Regions from separate parts of the Homo sapiens genome. Here region 1 is linked to region 2. Evidence: chromatin loops called from intact Hi-C (ENCODE). Cell type or tissue: mammary epithelial cell. All regions are shown on one strand.

The links. A loop is a pair of places that touch in the nucleus more often than their neighbours do. Peaks named below come from ENCODE experiments on the same cell type or tissue, not always from the same donor. Only the 100,000 strongest peaks of a DNase experiment are listed, where the experiment ranks them.
Region 1: a loop joins it to region 2, with 4 times the contacts of the local background. A loop is called at or near these places in 1 of 110 quality-filtered maps.

The regions. Positions count from the first base shown.
Region 1 is chr1:76,925,038-76,933,037 of GRCh38, forward strand. All of the region lies in intron 2 of ST6GALNAC5 (ST6 N-acetylgalactosaminide alpha-2,6-sialyltransferase 5), which reads left to right. Among named protein-coding and RNA genes, the nearest start is that of ST6GALNAC5, 62 kb to the left of the region's middle. In mammary epithelial cell, no CTCF peak of the experiment used is centred here; a DNase peak (open chromatin) is centred at 3,674.
Region 2 is chr1:76,995,238-77,003,237 of GRCh38, forward strand. All of the region lies in intron 2 of ST6GALNAC5 (ST6 N-acetylgalactosaminide alpha-2,6-sialyltransferase 5), which reads left to right. Among named protein-coding and RNA genes, the nearest start is that of MIR7156, 61 kb to the right of the region's middle. RefSeq lists an enhancer at 2,931-4,130. In mammary epithelial cell, no CTCF peak of the experiment used is centred here; a DNase peak (open chromatin) is centred at 3,594; H3K4me3 peaks cover 814 bases; H3K27ac peaks cover 3,927 bases.

The DNA of each region.
Region 1 (8,000 bases), 70 kb before region 2:
ACAATCATGATGGAAGGTGAAGGGGGAGCCAGGGCATCACACGGCAAGAGCAGAAGCAAGAGTGAGGGAGGGGGAAGGTGCTACCTACACTCTTTTAAACAACCAGATCAGTCTCATGAACTAACAGCAAGAATTCACTCATCACCAAGAGGATGGTGTTAAGCCACTCATGAGGGATCTGCCCCCACGATCCAATGCCTCCCAGCAGGCCTCACCTCCAGTACTGGAGGTCACATTTCAACATGAGATTTGGAGGGCACAAATATCCAAACTGTATCACCTGGTTTTCTTAAAGCAATCTATTTGAACTTGTCAATTCAAAGCCAAAGACATAGTTTATTATTACCATCAGAGTCACTCAATCTTGAAGATGATAGGGCTGAGAGGACCAGAGCTGAGTCCATTTTCCTTCCTTTAGTCATCACTGCACTGAAATTAGTTCAGATTAAAAAGAGTGAGTTCTTTGCTTTAAAATTTCAAATGACAGAGGCTCTCATGGAAATGCCTTCAGGAGTTTCAAAGCCTCCATCATTAGGTGCAGCCATCCAAGGCAAATATTTGATACTTCGTGAAGAGAAGCGATAAGAAGATATGTGTGTCCTACAGGATACATTCCATAATGGATGATAATGTTTTAAATATATATATATACAAATAAAAACCGAGATTCTAATTTTTTCAGGTGTTTCATTAGTAAATATAAACATTTCTTCCATCTCTTGAACTGTAGGAAATACAAATTTCCTTTTCAAAGACTCTGTTTTGCATTTCTCAACATTAGAGAGGCAATATTTTAAAAGGTAACTAGTGATAAAACTCTCTAGAAGAGATGGCTAGGACCTAGAAGGACATTTTGATCCATAAGCCAGCAACACTGAAACCAGGACTTTCAACCCACATGCAGCTCTTTAGGTACCACATGCAGATTTGATGGGCTCTCTGGTTACAGAAACCTGGCCAAGTTCGCAGAACTCTGACAGCTCCGTGCCTCCCACTCCAGCTGAAACACTTGTGGGAAAACTGAGCAAATGGATCTGCCTCGCAGGATCAGAAGAAGTAGGCACCAGCAATTCCATGGCTCTTCTCTTCCTTGTAGTTTTATTTTTCTTGTTATGAAATAAAGCAAAGTAATACAAAATTTATAAAGTACAAAGCAAATTTTAAAAAGTAATGAATGCTCTAAAAGAGAAGTCACTTATAATTCCACTATCAAGTGTGAATCACTTTTATCTTTGCATATAAATCTTTTGCAAAAGTTAAAATAGCATGCTTATTTAGAAAACTCAACTATCACCCAGCGGCAACCATTGCTAATCTATTGGTGACCACTTGGTCATCTCTTTATTCATACCTACACACACAGGTATCTCTGTAATTTATGTAGGGGTCACTCTCTATATCATGCCTTGCATCTGGCTCTTTTATTCAGTTGAATTTCAGAGAGATCTTTCTATTATCAAGAAATATTAAAAAAAGTATTTTAATTGTTGCAGAGAATTTCTTTAAATGGACAGATAGATGTTCTAGAATGTACGCAGCTAATCCTTCATTTATGAGTATGTAGGTTGTTTCTAGGTTTCTCTTCTCTGAAATAATGCTTCAGTGAAGCTCCTTGTACATGCATTCTTGTGCTTAACCTAATAGCTCCTTGATATAAATTTCTAGAAGAGGAATTAGTGGTTCAATTTTGATAAGTATTTCAGGACTGCCAAAAGAAAGGTTGTGAGGACGTATGCTGTCACTAGCAATACAGGAAAAGATGGATTCTCCATACCTTTATCAGTATTACTAATATTTCTCTAATTTTCTAGGAGAAAAATGAAATATTAACCTCATTTGTTAGGTAAAGATGATGGGCCATTTTTACTGGTAATTTTTCATTAATAGTACAATCAAACATCTTTTCAGATATTCATTTACCATTTTATTTCTTTTGTGAACTGCTCATTTTTAAATTGTGATTTTCATCTTATTTAAAATTGCTTTGTAAAGGTTTACTTTATATTATAAATATACACTTCATGTCTGTCAGGTATTGCAAATATTTTCCCAATTTGTTATTTGTCTTTTGATTTATGATGTCCTTTTACTGTATACAAGTTTTTAAATTATGTATATATTTTAACACCTTCAAATAACACCTAGTACATAATTTCATATTTGGCTTTTGCATTTTTAATATTGTATTGCTTTTGTTTTTCCTTGTTATTCAGAGTTCTAAAAAATATTTTCATGAATATATAAAATATATTTTAGGAATGTACCATTATTTCCTCAACATTGGCTATATTGATATTTCTCAACACTAATAGTGCTGTATTGGAGGATAGTGAGGCGATGAAGAGAGAGAAAGATACAGAGGAAGAGAGAAGTAGCTGTAATTCAAAACTCTAGTAAGAAGAGAAAAAGCAAAGTGAAACTGTTTCCTTTATCACTATTGGGAAAGGGACAAAGAGTTAGCAAAGGCCTGATAGTGATATCTTGAAAAAAATGAAGAGAGGCATGTTAAGAAAAAGTAGCCCCTGGGGAAAATAAATAATTCTTTCTTCTGAGTGGCAGAGAACTATAGCACATTCAATTTGTGTGTTTTAGTAGACTTATAATTTTAATTAAGCCTCTGGGTTTTTTCTTTGTGCTTGTCCCTTTTGTTTTAATGGGACATGAGGTCTTTTCTTTTTTTCCTTATTTGTAGGGTCCCCAGTGACCTCTATTGCATTTTGTTACTCTTGGCAACAATAAAATGTATCTATTCTCTTTAGGCTTGTCTAATAAGTGGCATTATTGCATTATTCAAGCATTTAAATTTGATTGATGAGTTTATCCATAAGGTTGTTCACAAATCTGTTAAAGTCATTTATTTTTTATTCTGATATAATTGTGCATGCCATTATTAATGCTGCTTTCCAGAAGAGTAACCACATGTTGTAGGGCCTAATTTCAGGTTCAAAATGGAAAGTGGTGATCTTCTCAATGTGTGATTTATTGGAGGAAAATGGAGCTTGATGGGGACAATCTGGGAGTACATGGTTGGGAGGGAACCCCCAGATAGACTTCATGTTACTTTGCTGTTACTCAACAGTTTGCATTGTGGGACTTCCAGTGCCAGTCAGGGTGAAATATAGTTTCACATTTTACTACCACCTCTATTGTTTCTCTCTCTTTTCTCTTCTAAGACCAGGGAATAGAACATAAAGGTCGACAGCTTTATCCTAATCTGAATTGTTTTGAATACTGCACTTGTATTTTCATCCTTCATTGATTTTTAATGCAATGTGATGTATTATAGCCATATTCATTACGGTGTGCTGCACCAAAATTGTGCTTTTGGAAGTGTGGCTTTTAATAAAAGGAAACACTTGTGATTATTTGTGCCATATCAGCTGTGTCACAAGTCCTTAATATACGTAATTCAGTAGGGGTTCTTTTCCCAATTTCATAGCAATAAAGGTAGCACATTGGCTCCATTGCCTTACTTAGGTTTCAGAGTTGTTTGGAAACATTAAGGATTCTGATTTTAGTTTCCATGCCATTTCATTTACATCAGATGAGTGAGTCCATCCCAAAAAATGAGTTGGGTACGTATTTGGACAGCTACAATAAGTGAGAAGGGTGCCTTATTTTGCAAATGGGCATGTCTACTCCTGCCTAGCCTCATCATCTGTCACCTTTGCTCTTTAGAATGTGGCTTCTTGCCACCCTCACCCTACTATCCCCACCCCTCTGCCTGAAGCTGATTAATCACTTCCAAGGCTGTTTAGGTTCTGTTCCACACCTACACTGCAAAGTTAAAGTGTCTGTCTCCCTTATGTGCACTTTAAGGACAAGATCCGGGCCTGTCATCTGCATTTCCTCCAGGGCTTGCTGCTTACCATAGAGTCCAGCACAAGGTAACATTTAATGGATTCAATTAAGTGAGCCCAATGTCACCATCTTAGCATATTGAGCCATTAATACATGGAATTGATTGTTAAAATACGGAGGCCAGCTTCCTTCAAGCCTTACTTTCTTTCAAAAATATTTGTTGAATACTTGCTGTTTTGGCACAGAGAACATAGTGGTGAGATGATAGAAATAATCCCTGGCTTCAGTGAGTTACAATCTCATGAAATAATTCATTAGTCTTGTTTCTCCAATTCACATCCTTTCAAGTTTCAGGTTGGGAAAACAAATCAAATCTCCCCTCATATTAAAAAAAAGTAAACTAAAATACTGCCTCTAGATGTCCAGGTGCAGGGACTCACACCTCTGGTCCCAGCATTTTGAGAGGCCGAGGCAGGAGGATGGCTTGAGCCTAGAAGTTGGAGACCAACCTGGCCGAGACCGTGAGACCTGTTACTATAAAACATTAAAAAATAGAAGGGCATTGTGTTGCATGCCCGTAGTCCCATCTACTTGGGAGGCTGAGACAGGAGGATTCCTTGAACTGAGGAGTTTGAGGCTGCAGTGAGCTATGATCATGCCTCTGCACTGCAGCCTGGGCAATAAAGTGAGACCCCATCTCTAAGAAGAAGAAAAAAACTGCATCTGGAGCTTTGCTACTTGGATCATAGTGTAGCAGAGATGCATGGTATAGAGCTATCCTGTGCATTACGATAGCTGCTAGCCACATGTGGCTGTTAACACTGCAGTGTGCTAGGTCTGAATTGAGAGGTGCTGTCACTGTAAAATACATAACAGGTCTTGAAGATTTATATATTAAAACCTGTTCATCATCTCAATAATTTTTAGATTGATTATATGTAGAAATAATATTTTTGTAGTTTGAATTTAATAAGATATTATTAAAACTGGGGCCAGGAGTAGGGGCTCATGCCTGTAATCCCAGCCCTTTGGGAGGTCAAGGTGGAAGAATCACTTGAACCCAGGAGTTCAAGATCAGCCTAGGCAACATAATGATACCTCATCTCTACAAAAAAATAAAAATTGAAAAATTAATTACACTTGGTTGTTTTCATATTTTTGTGGGATTACAAGATAAAATTTGAAAAATAGATGTAGCTTGTGTTTGTGGCTTGCATTATTTTGCTATTTGAAAGTCCAAGTATAGAGTGAGGCACAGCATAGACTGGAGGCACATTGCTTCACTTCAAATCCTGATCCTTCCCCCTACTCGTTTTGTGGTCTTTGGCAATTTACTAAATCTGTCTTTCATTCTTTGTCTTATCATCTTGTAAAATCAAGATAGTGATAGTACCTAACTCAAAATATTGTTATGAGGATAGTTTATATGTCTAAATCATTTAGAACAGTATCTGGCATAGAGTGCATACTCTTCAAATGTTTGTTGAATAAGTAAATAAACCCACTGGTCATGTGCACCTTCACTCAGTAGGTAGAATTATCAAAGAAGTAATGCAGTTTTTAAGTAGCAGTTTCGTGAATAACCTGTATTTTTCTAGGAGCAATAGTAGCAATTGTAGACTGACATGGTGAACATTTTTGATGGTTTATTAGTTTAATTTCCTTCTCCTCACTTTCTTCCTCTCTCCAGAACAGGTGGAAGGAAAGGAGCAAAACTCAAATATATTAATTTCATTACTCTCTAGTAGGCTTTTTGGGAGAATGATTCTGAAATGGATGGCAAGTCAGGAATTTTTTTCTTCGCATTATGGCAGTTTCCTGTTACTTTATGTAGGTACCTTGAAATAAATCTAACATATGAAAACTCAAGCTTCTATGTTACAGAGTGGATTCTTTGGATCCATTGAAGAGCATTGTCAGCAGCCATCCAGACACCTCCATGTATTCATGTATTCATTAACTAGAGAAGAGACACTTTGAAGTCAATCAAAATTTAAAATATTTATGAAGCCTATATATAAAGGGAAGATATATTGGTTGTGGCAGAGACACTCTTAAAGTGGCCTCCAATTCTTGTCTCCTGGTGTTCACACCCTTGCGTGGGACATTCCTCTTGCAAGTAGGCAGGACCTGTAACTTGCATAACCAGTACAATATGGCAAAGGGGATGGAATATTCATGATGACACATATGCAGTAACATGAAAATAAGATGTCAGCACCCATCCTTCTGGAGTTTCTCCTTTGCTTGATGGCTTTCAGAAAGTATGCAGCCCTGTTGGGGGACCTGCATAGCAAGAGACTTCTGGCAGCTTCTAGTGACTGAATGTGGCCTCTGCCAACAGCCAACAAAACACTGCCAAGAATTAAGTTCTCCCAACAACTGGATTAAGCTTATAAGTGAATCCTTCCCCAGTCAAACCTCTGATGAGACCACACCCTGCCAACACCTTCATTTCAGCCTTGTAAGACCCTATCAGAGGACTAGGTATAGTAGTGCCAAACTCCTGGCCCACAATACATATGTGTTCTTTTAAGCTGCTAGTTTGTGGTATTATTGTTATTCATCAATAAATAACTAATACACTGGCATTTTTACTTTCCCAAATTTAACCTCCAAGCATATTTTATGGCAAAAGCAAGACATATGCATTGAAATTATTGGGTGATTTTTCCTTTTCTTCTTTTTACTAGCATCAGAGGGATTTAAGTATATGATACTTAGCAGTAGAATCAGTCACTATATTTATAATATTTCACAGCATTTAAAACAGTATATACACCAAAGACTTTAGGTTGGCAGACAATGATTCAGTTATTCATATGTTGATCTGATATAACTATGTTGTTAGGAATGTATGAGACACATATATTTGGGTTTCTGAAGACAGATATGAACTGAAGACAATTTTTTCAAGTTATTAGCATCTTCCAGGTGGTAGTTGGAATACTGAAATGGATTAAATCACCTGATCATCTGTAGACATTAAAGAAGGCTAAGGACAGAGTCCCTGAAGTAACAACATTTAAGGATCATGCAGAAAAAGAATCAGCAAAAGAAAAAACAAACCAGGAAGGTAAGGAAGATTTAGGAGAGTGATGTCAGAGATGGAAAGAGTTTCAAGATGAAGAGAATACGAAAAAGGAGAAGCAAAAATGAGACCTGAGTTAATTGGATTTAGGAATTAGGAAGTGACTATTGACTTCAGCAAGGTGGAGTGGAAGTTGGATTTCAGTGAATCACTAAGTTAGGAATAAAGAAGTAGCGGTGAAATATTCACTTAGGTAATAACTAAAGGGAGACATTGAACTAAGGAAAGAGTTTTCCTTAAATGATGCAAGAGATGTTTATGTCTGTTGGCCTTGACAAGTTACCAGAAGAGGTTATCATATGGGAAAGGAAAAGAGTAATTGTTAAAGTGAGGTCCGGGGGTTGAGAGGGAATATGCCGAGTGGCATCACAAAGAATTAGCTTGAGATGGAATAGAATACATCTTTCTCTGACTAGAGGGGAGGAAACTAGCCTACATGAGGAAGTAGATGCGTCACAGGTGTGGGGGATAAGTCAGAGAATGCACATGTCTTCAATTTTCCCATTTGCTGAGAGTAACTAGGGTAGGGTTGAGTAGGGCTTTAGGTAAGTATGTAAGTAGGTAAAACTGCTGATGGTAATTAGAGGGAAAGCTCACTAAACACAAATGAGAGTCTTGCTGAGTAGAAATGAACTTCTAAGGGGCATTGAGAATTTCACCAAATCTGAAAGTAATATCATTATGAAATCTCCCTTGGAATTAAAGGTGAAGAGATTTCGGTTTGTGTCCAGCAAAGTGAGAAACCTGAACTGGGGAAATACCCTGCAGCCCCACTTCCAAGCTGTTGCCAAGGCCATCCCTCTTGCACACATGCAGACTTTGCTCATGCCTCTTGGCTGACAAACTAGGCTTGTGTTGTATTTTACCTTAGTATAGTTAGAGGAAGAAAAAATTAGGATTAGTTCTTCAGATTGGAAATAAGGAATTCCATATGTAGGAGATACTCTTTGCAATGGGGTGTGGCATGCCCACTTTCTTCACTAGACAGTGTATTGCAGCTTTGCTTTCTTCTTCCTGTTGGAAATATATTTTCAGTCACCATCCCTGTTTTCCCCCAATTTAAGCGAAACAGGCAAGAGCCATCCCTCATCGTTCTCTGAGATTGCTT
Region 2 (8,000 bases):
AACTTTAAGAATTAGCTGGACACAGTGGCACATGCCTGTAGTCCCAGATACTTGGGAGGCTGGGGCAGAAGGATCATTTGAGCCCAGGAGTTTGAGGCTGCAGTGAGCTATGATCATGACACTGCACTCCAGTCTGGGTGACAGAATGAGACCGTGTCTCTTTAAATATTAGGAATCACCTTCAGAATGGCATTGAAAGGCAGGAAGTCTGCCAGGCAGTGCGTGAGGGAAGAGCAGAGTCATAGACTCTCCTCAGACTATCTTATTGACGGACAAGTTACAGGTACTTTTAAAATCAGTCTCTCCTTCCTCTCTCTCTCTCCTTTTCTCAGCTTTCTGTCTCTCTCCTAGAGTTAAATTTTAATGAAAAAAAATAATGTGAATTATTTGTGTGTTATATATGTGTAACATTTCTATGTATTTATATTATTAATATGACATAATAATATAATATTTGTATTATTAATATTTATTTAAAACCATCAGCACACACTTAGAACCTCCGTTTTGGGTAATGTAGTTATTACCAACATTCCTACCTGACATTTATTTGTGTATTTGTTCAGTGTATATCTGTGTCTTCTGTGAGACTGTGGGGTTTATGAAGAAAGGGACTATGTATCTTTTGGCTCACCATTTCATTCCCACGACTAGCATGGAGCCGAAGAGGAGATGAAAACATTTTTATCAAATGAATGGCTAAAGGAGAGAGACCATTAGACATTACTACCTTTGGAAGTTCTCTTAGTAACTGTGGCTCAATCATGTTGCAGTGTTATAGACACCTTTATAATTTACAAAGAACTTTCACAAACATGGCCTCATTATAAAGGTGACAAGCATGATTGTCCCCCATACCAGTCTGTAGAAGAAGAAACTGAGACTTGGAGAGGCTAACCAACTTGTGCAAAGTTGCACAGCTAACTTATGACAGAACTAGGTCTTGAACCCCTGTCTTCTAACCCTTAGCCAGACCAGTTGGAGTTCCCCATCCCCAGTGACCTCTCCTACATTTATGGGGACTCTTGTGTATCAGAGTTTGTGACTCTGTGCCCGTGTAAGGCAGTGATCACATCTTGTCCCTCACAACAGAGATGTATTAAGTGCCTACTATGCGCCAGACATGCAAAAAACTTCCAGGACGCAAACAAGAATGAGATGTATGTATTTCTTGCCATCAAAACAACTCACAATCTAATGCAGCATAGTGTTAAACATGTACATTTCTAATATACTGTTGAATATGTTTGTGGATGAAATCCTATCCTGCTTGCAGTTGCAATAATCTGCAGGTTAAATGGAAGGAAAAGCAAGGCTTGCTGGTTTGCACAAACGTTAACAACTATTAGCTCAAGTTCGAAACAAGATTGTAACCATTCTGCACAAGTGTTAAGGAGTGCATATTTGCAGAGCTGAGGCCAGGAGGCTTAAATTTTAGAAACAGCTGTGGAACTCCTTTCAGTATGTACAGTTGGAAGGAGGCTGGCATTGTCAGGGAGTCGCTCTGGAAAATACAGGCACTGAATATATTTTATCTTTTCCCTTATTCCAGTGTTAGTGTCCCCATAGAATTCCAAGTGAGAAAATAACCTGCAAAGGTGTGAGGTGGGAATCATATTACAACATTCAAGCAGGTGAGATCCTCAGAGATGAAAGGGGAAGAAAATGGCACTTTAATGCATGAGAGTAATCTTCCAGGATTTGTACCAGGATGTGTTATATTTTAACAAGAAGAGTTCTCAGAAGGGTCAGTTTCAGGAACATCACATGAACCCCTGGAGAAAAGTAAATGGTTGATTGGCTGTCACACTTACTGTTTCAATATGCTGGGTAAAGCAAAGCGAGGAAAGGTGAGGTCTCACCAAGTGCAGATTACAAAACAAATGCATTCTTTGTGTGCTTTTTTCATAGTAGATGATTTTGAAACAAAAAGAGAAAAATAAACCTGTTGAGTAGAAACTTGGGAAGTAAAACTGAGTGATAGAGGATTAGTTTTCACATGTAGGCGGTACACAGAGTTTGTACAGTTTCGTAGTTACAAGACAGGGTAGAATGAATATTTAAAGAGAAGACTGTTAGGAACAATGGTTCAGAAGGATGAAGGAACTCAATAAGGTTGTGAGGGATTGAGAAGGAATGTTTTGCTTGAAACATGGAGTATGGCAACAATGAATGAGCCTAGTTTTGAATCAAAATGACCTGAAAAACTTCTGTAGAAAGTTTCCAACAAAGCAGTGCTGTATTATGGAAGATCCTGCCATATGGATTGAAACTTTTCTAGAACTTTTAATAGACGAGCCCTCATAAGTAAGATCCAGGCAACCAAATTACTACTCTTTGAATGCTATTGTGGGTATCATGTCAAGATCCAATGTTTTCTTTCCATGTTATACTAAAGAAATAAAACTTAATGTCTATAGTTCAGGTTATATTTGAAACTTTAATAGTTCTAGATTGAAGCTAGCATAAAAACACTGTATACTGAGCATGGTGGCTCACACCTGTAATCTCAATGCTTTGAGAGGCCAAGGCCAGAGGATCACTTGAGGCCAGGAGTTCAAGACCAACCTGAGCAACATAGCGAGACCCCATCTGATATGGTTTGGCTCTGTGTTCCCACCCAAATCTCACCTCAAATTGTAATAATTCCCATGTGTTAAGAGCGAGACCAGGTGGAGATAATTGAATCATGGTGGCAGTTTCCTCTATGCTGTTCTCATGATAGTGACTTCTCATGAGATCTGATGGTTTTATAAGGGGCTTCCCCCTTTTCTCAGCACTCATCCTCCCTCCTGCTGCCCTGCGAAGAGGTGCTTTCTGCCATGATTGTCAGTTTCCTGAGGCCTTCACAGCTATGCGGAACTACGAGTCAATTAAACCTCTTTTCTTTATAAATTACCCAGTCTTGGGTATTTCTTCATAGCAGCATGAAAACAGACTAATACAGTAAATTGGTACCAGGAGTAGTGGATCACTGCTGAAAACATACCCAAAAAATGAAAATAAAAAATTAGCCAGACATGATGGCATGCTCCTGAGGTCTAGCTATTCAGGAGGCTAAGGCAGGAGGATCGCTTGAGCCCAGAAGTTTGAGGTTACAGTGAGCTATGATTGTGCCACTGCACTGTAGCCTGGGTGACAGGGTGAGACTTTGTCTCTAAAAAAGTGAAATTAAAAAAAAGAAAGACTCCATAAATGACATTTTAAAGGGAAAAAATGTTTATGACAATTATATTGTATATTCAAACAAAATGTATTCTTATTTCATAACCAATGAAAATCTGTGTTGACTGGAAAAGAGATTAATTATGGTCACTGAGAAGCAGAATGTAAAGCATTATTTGCAGGAAAAGAAAGCCTAGTTTCCTTTACATGCCACTCACATATTGGTATTTTCTCATTATTAGAACTTACATTTTTTTAAGTTCAGAGTTTTAAAATTCCCCAGAGACTTCTGCAAAACCTGAACCATCATTGAGTAATCCATCAAAAATCCAGAGGCATTAAAAGTTCCATGACTAATATGTGTGAAATGTTTGAAGATGAAACTCTCTTTTGTAATTATAGACCGCAGAATGTGGAATAGTTTCTGCCGTTTGAATTACCTACCTGAGGATACTACTTGAAAGTTCCATCTTCCGTAAATAACAGCCAGCCTGTTATAGAAGACAGGCAGTGTTTTCATACCTGGAATAGAAATTATTTTAGAATCATTTCCATGCAACATTTTTTCATTATTACTAAGATCTGGTGACTATGAAAGGGAGTAAACTTACACAGCTGGCTCTTTTCAGACAGAGAGATTCAATTTATTCTTGTTCCAATACTGTAGGAAAATAAAAAGGTTAAAATTACCTTTTGGATTCAATGTGATATTTTCCCTAGATACCTAAACAAATGGAAGACAGGCAGCTTTCCCAGCTTTGGAATAGGGGACAGTAAGGGATTTCCCTTGTAGCGTGTTGTGTTTTATCTGAAATCTGGCCCTTTTCTGTAATTAAAAAAGGGATTTAGGTACTGAATTTAATCCTTTAAATGGCCAATATCTTGTAACTTTTCCAGATATTTCCCTGGTTCATCAAGAGGCAAGAGACTTACTTTAATTCTGATCTAATATGTACCTGCCTTTTAATTATGTGCTAAAACAATTTGGGAGATGGGATGGTTTGGTACAAACTTGCTCCTGCTGTGGAAATGGTGACTTGGTTGATCTAGGTTCTGGTCCAGAAATGTGCAGGTTTGGGTTTGTTTTTTTTTTTTCAATTATTATACTTTAAGTTTTAGGGTACATGTGCACATTGTGCAGGTTAGTTACATATGTATACATGTGCCATGCTGGTGCGCTGCACCCACTAACTCATCATCTAGCATTAGGTATATCTCCCAATGCTATCCCTCCCCCCTGCCCCCACCCCACCACAGTCCCCAGAGTGTGATATTCCCCTTCCTGTGTCCATGTGATCTCATTGTTCAATTCCCACCTATGAGTGAGAATATGCAGTGTTTGGTTTTTTGTTCTTGCGATAGTTTACTGAGAATGATGATTTCCAATTTCATCCATGTCCCTACAAAGGACATGAACTCATCACTTTTTATGGCTGCATAGTATTCCATGCTATATATGTGCCACATTTACTTAATCCAGTCTATCATTGTTGGACATTTGGGTTGGTTCCAAGTCTTTGCTATTGTGAATAATGCCGCAATAAACATACGTGTGCATGTGTCTTTATAGCAGCATGATTTATAGTCCTTTGGGTATATACCCAGTAATGGGATGGCTGGGTCAAATGGTATTTCTAGTTCTAGATCCCTGAGGAATCGCCACACTGACTTCCACAATGGTTGAACTAGTTTACAGTCCCACCAACAGTGTAAAAGTGTTCCTATTTCTCCACATCCTCTCCAGCACCTGTTGTTTCCTGACTTTTTAATGATTGCCATTCTAACTGGTGTGAGATGGTATCTCACTGTGGTTTTGATTTGCATTTCTCTGATGGCCAGTGATGATGAGCATTTTTTCATGTGTTTTTTGGCTGCATAAATGTCTTCTTTTGAGAAGTGTCTGTTCATGTCCTTTGCCCACTTTTCGATGGGGTTGTTTATTTTTTTCTTGTAAATTTGTTTGAGTTCATTGTAGATTCTGGATATTAGCCCTTTGTCAGATGAGTAGGTTGCGAAAATTTTCTCCCATTTTGTAGGTTGCCTGTTCACTCTGATGGTAGTTTCTTTTGCTGTGCAGAAGCTCTTTAGTTTAATTAGATCCCATTTGTCAATTTTGTCTTTTGTTGCCATTGCTTTTGGTGTTTTGGACATGAAGTCCTTGCCCATGCCTATGTCCTGAATGGTAATGCCTAGGTTTTCTTCTAGGGTTTTTATGGTTTTAGGTCTAACGTTTAAGTCCTTAATCCATCTTGAATTGATTTTTGTATAAGGTGTAAGGAAGGGATCCAGTTTCAGCTTTGTACATATGGCTAGCCAGTTTTCCCAGCACCATTTATTAAATAGGGAATCCTTTCCCCATTGCTTGTTTTTCTCAGGTTTGTCAAAGATCAGATAGTTGTAGATATGCGGCGTTATTTCTGAGGGCTCCGTTTTGTTCCATTGATCTATATCTCTGTTTTGGTACCAGTACCATGCTGTTTTGGTTACTGTAGCCTTGTAATATAGTTTGAAGTCAGGTAGCGTGATGCCTCCAGCTTTGTTCTTTTGGCTTAGGATTGCCTTGGCGATGCGGGCTCTTTTTTGGTTCCATATGAACTTTAAAGTAGTTTTTTCCAATTCTGTGAAGAAAGTCATTGGTAGCTTGATGGGGATGGCATTGAATCTGTACGTTACCTTGGCCAGTATGGTCATGTTCACGATATTGATTCTTCCTACCCATGAGCATGGAATGTTCTTCCATTTGTTTGTATCCTCTTTTATTTCCTTGAGCAGTGGTTTGTAGTTCTCCTTGAAGAGGTCCTTCACATCCCTTGTAAGTTGGATTCCTAGGTATTTTATTCTCTTTGAAGCAATTGTGAATGGGAGTTCACTCATGATTTTGCTCTCTGTTTGTCTGTTGTTGGTGTATAAGAATGCTTGTGATTTTTGTACATTGATTTTGTATCCTGAGACTTTGCTGAAGTTGCTTATCAGCTTAAGGAGATTTTGGGCTGAGACAATGGGGTTTTCTAGATATACAATCATGTCGTCTGCAAACAGGGACAATTTGACTTCCTCTTTTCCTAATTGAATACCCTTTATTTCCTTCTCCTGCCTAATTGCCCTGGCCAGAACTTCCAACACTATGTTGAATAGGAGTGGTGAGAGAGGGCATCCCTGTCTTGTGCCAGTTTTCGAAGGGAATGCTTCCAGTTTTTGCCCATTCAGTATGATATTGGCTGTGAGTTTGTCGTAGATAGCTCTTATTTTGAAATACCTCCCATCAATACCTAATTTATTGAGAGTTTTTAGCATGAAGGGTTGTTGAATTTTGTCAAAGGCTTTTTCTGCATCTATTGAGATAATCATGTGGTTTTTGTCTTTGGCTCTGTTTATATGCTGGATTACATTTATTTATTTGCGTATATTGAACCAGCCTTGCATTCCAGGAATGAAGCCCACTTGATCATGGTGGATAAGCTTTTTGATGTGCTGCTGGATTCGTTTTGCCAGTATTTTATTGAGGATTTTTGCATCAATGTTCATCAAGGATATTGGTCTAAAATTCTCTTTTTTGGTTGTGTCTCTGCCCGGCTTTGCTATCAGGATGATGCTGGCCTCATAAAATGAGTTAGGAAGGATTCCCTCTTTTTCTATTGATTGGAATAGTTTCAGAAGGAATGGTACCAGTTCCTCCTTGTACCTCTGGTAGAATTCGGCTGTGAATCCATCTGGTCCTGGACTCTTTTTGGTTGGTAAACTATTGATTATTGTCACAATTTCAGTTCCTGTTATTGGTCTATTCAGAGATTCAATTTCTTCCTGGTTTAGTCTTGGGAGAGTGTATGTGTCGAGGAATTTATCCATTTCTTCTAGATTTTCTAGTTTATTTGCATAGAGGTGTTTGTAGTATTCTCTGATGGTAGTTTGTATTTCTGTGGGATCAGTGGTGGTATCCCCTTTATCATTTTTTATTGTGTCTATTTGATTCTTCTCTCTTTTTTTCTTTATTAGTCTTGATAGCGGTCTGTAAATTTTGTTGCTCCTTTCAAAAAACCAGCTCCTGGATTCATTAATTTTTTGAACGGTTTTTTGTGTCTCTATTTCCTTCAGTTCTGCTCTGATTTTAGTTATTTCTTGCCTTCTGCTAGCTTTTGAATGTGTTTGCTCTTGCTTTTCTAGTTCTTTTAATTGTGATGTTAGGGTGTCAATTTTGGATCTTTCCTGCTTTCTCTTGTGGGCATTTAGTGCTACAAATTTCCCTCTACACACTGCTTTGAATGCGTCCCAGAGATTCTGGTATGTTGTGTCTTTGTTCTCATTGGTTTCAAAGAACATCTTTATTTCTGCCTTCATTTCGTTATGTACCCAGTAGTCATTCAGGAGCAGGTTGTTCAGTTTCCACGTAGTTGAGTGGTTTTGAGTGAGATTCTTAATCCTGAGTTCTAGTTTGATTGCACTGTGGTCTGAGAGATAGTTTGTTATAATTTCTGTTCTTTTACATTTGCTGAGGAGAGCTTTACTTCCCAGTATGTGGTCAATTTTGGAATAGGTGTGGTGTGGTGCTGAAAAAAATGTATATTCTGTTGATTTGGGGTGGAGAGTTCTGTAGATGTCTATTAGGTCCGCTTGGTGCAGAGCTGAGTTCAATTCCTGGGTATCCTTGTTGACTTTCTGTCTCGTTGATCTGTCTAATGTTGACAGTGGGGTGTTAAAGTCTCCCATTATTAATGTGTGGGAGTCTAAGTCTCTTTGTAGGTCACTCAGGACTTGCTTTATGAATCTTGGTGCTCCTGTATTGGGTGCATATATATTTAGGATAGTTAGCTCTTCTTGTTGAATTGATCCCTTTACCA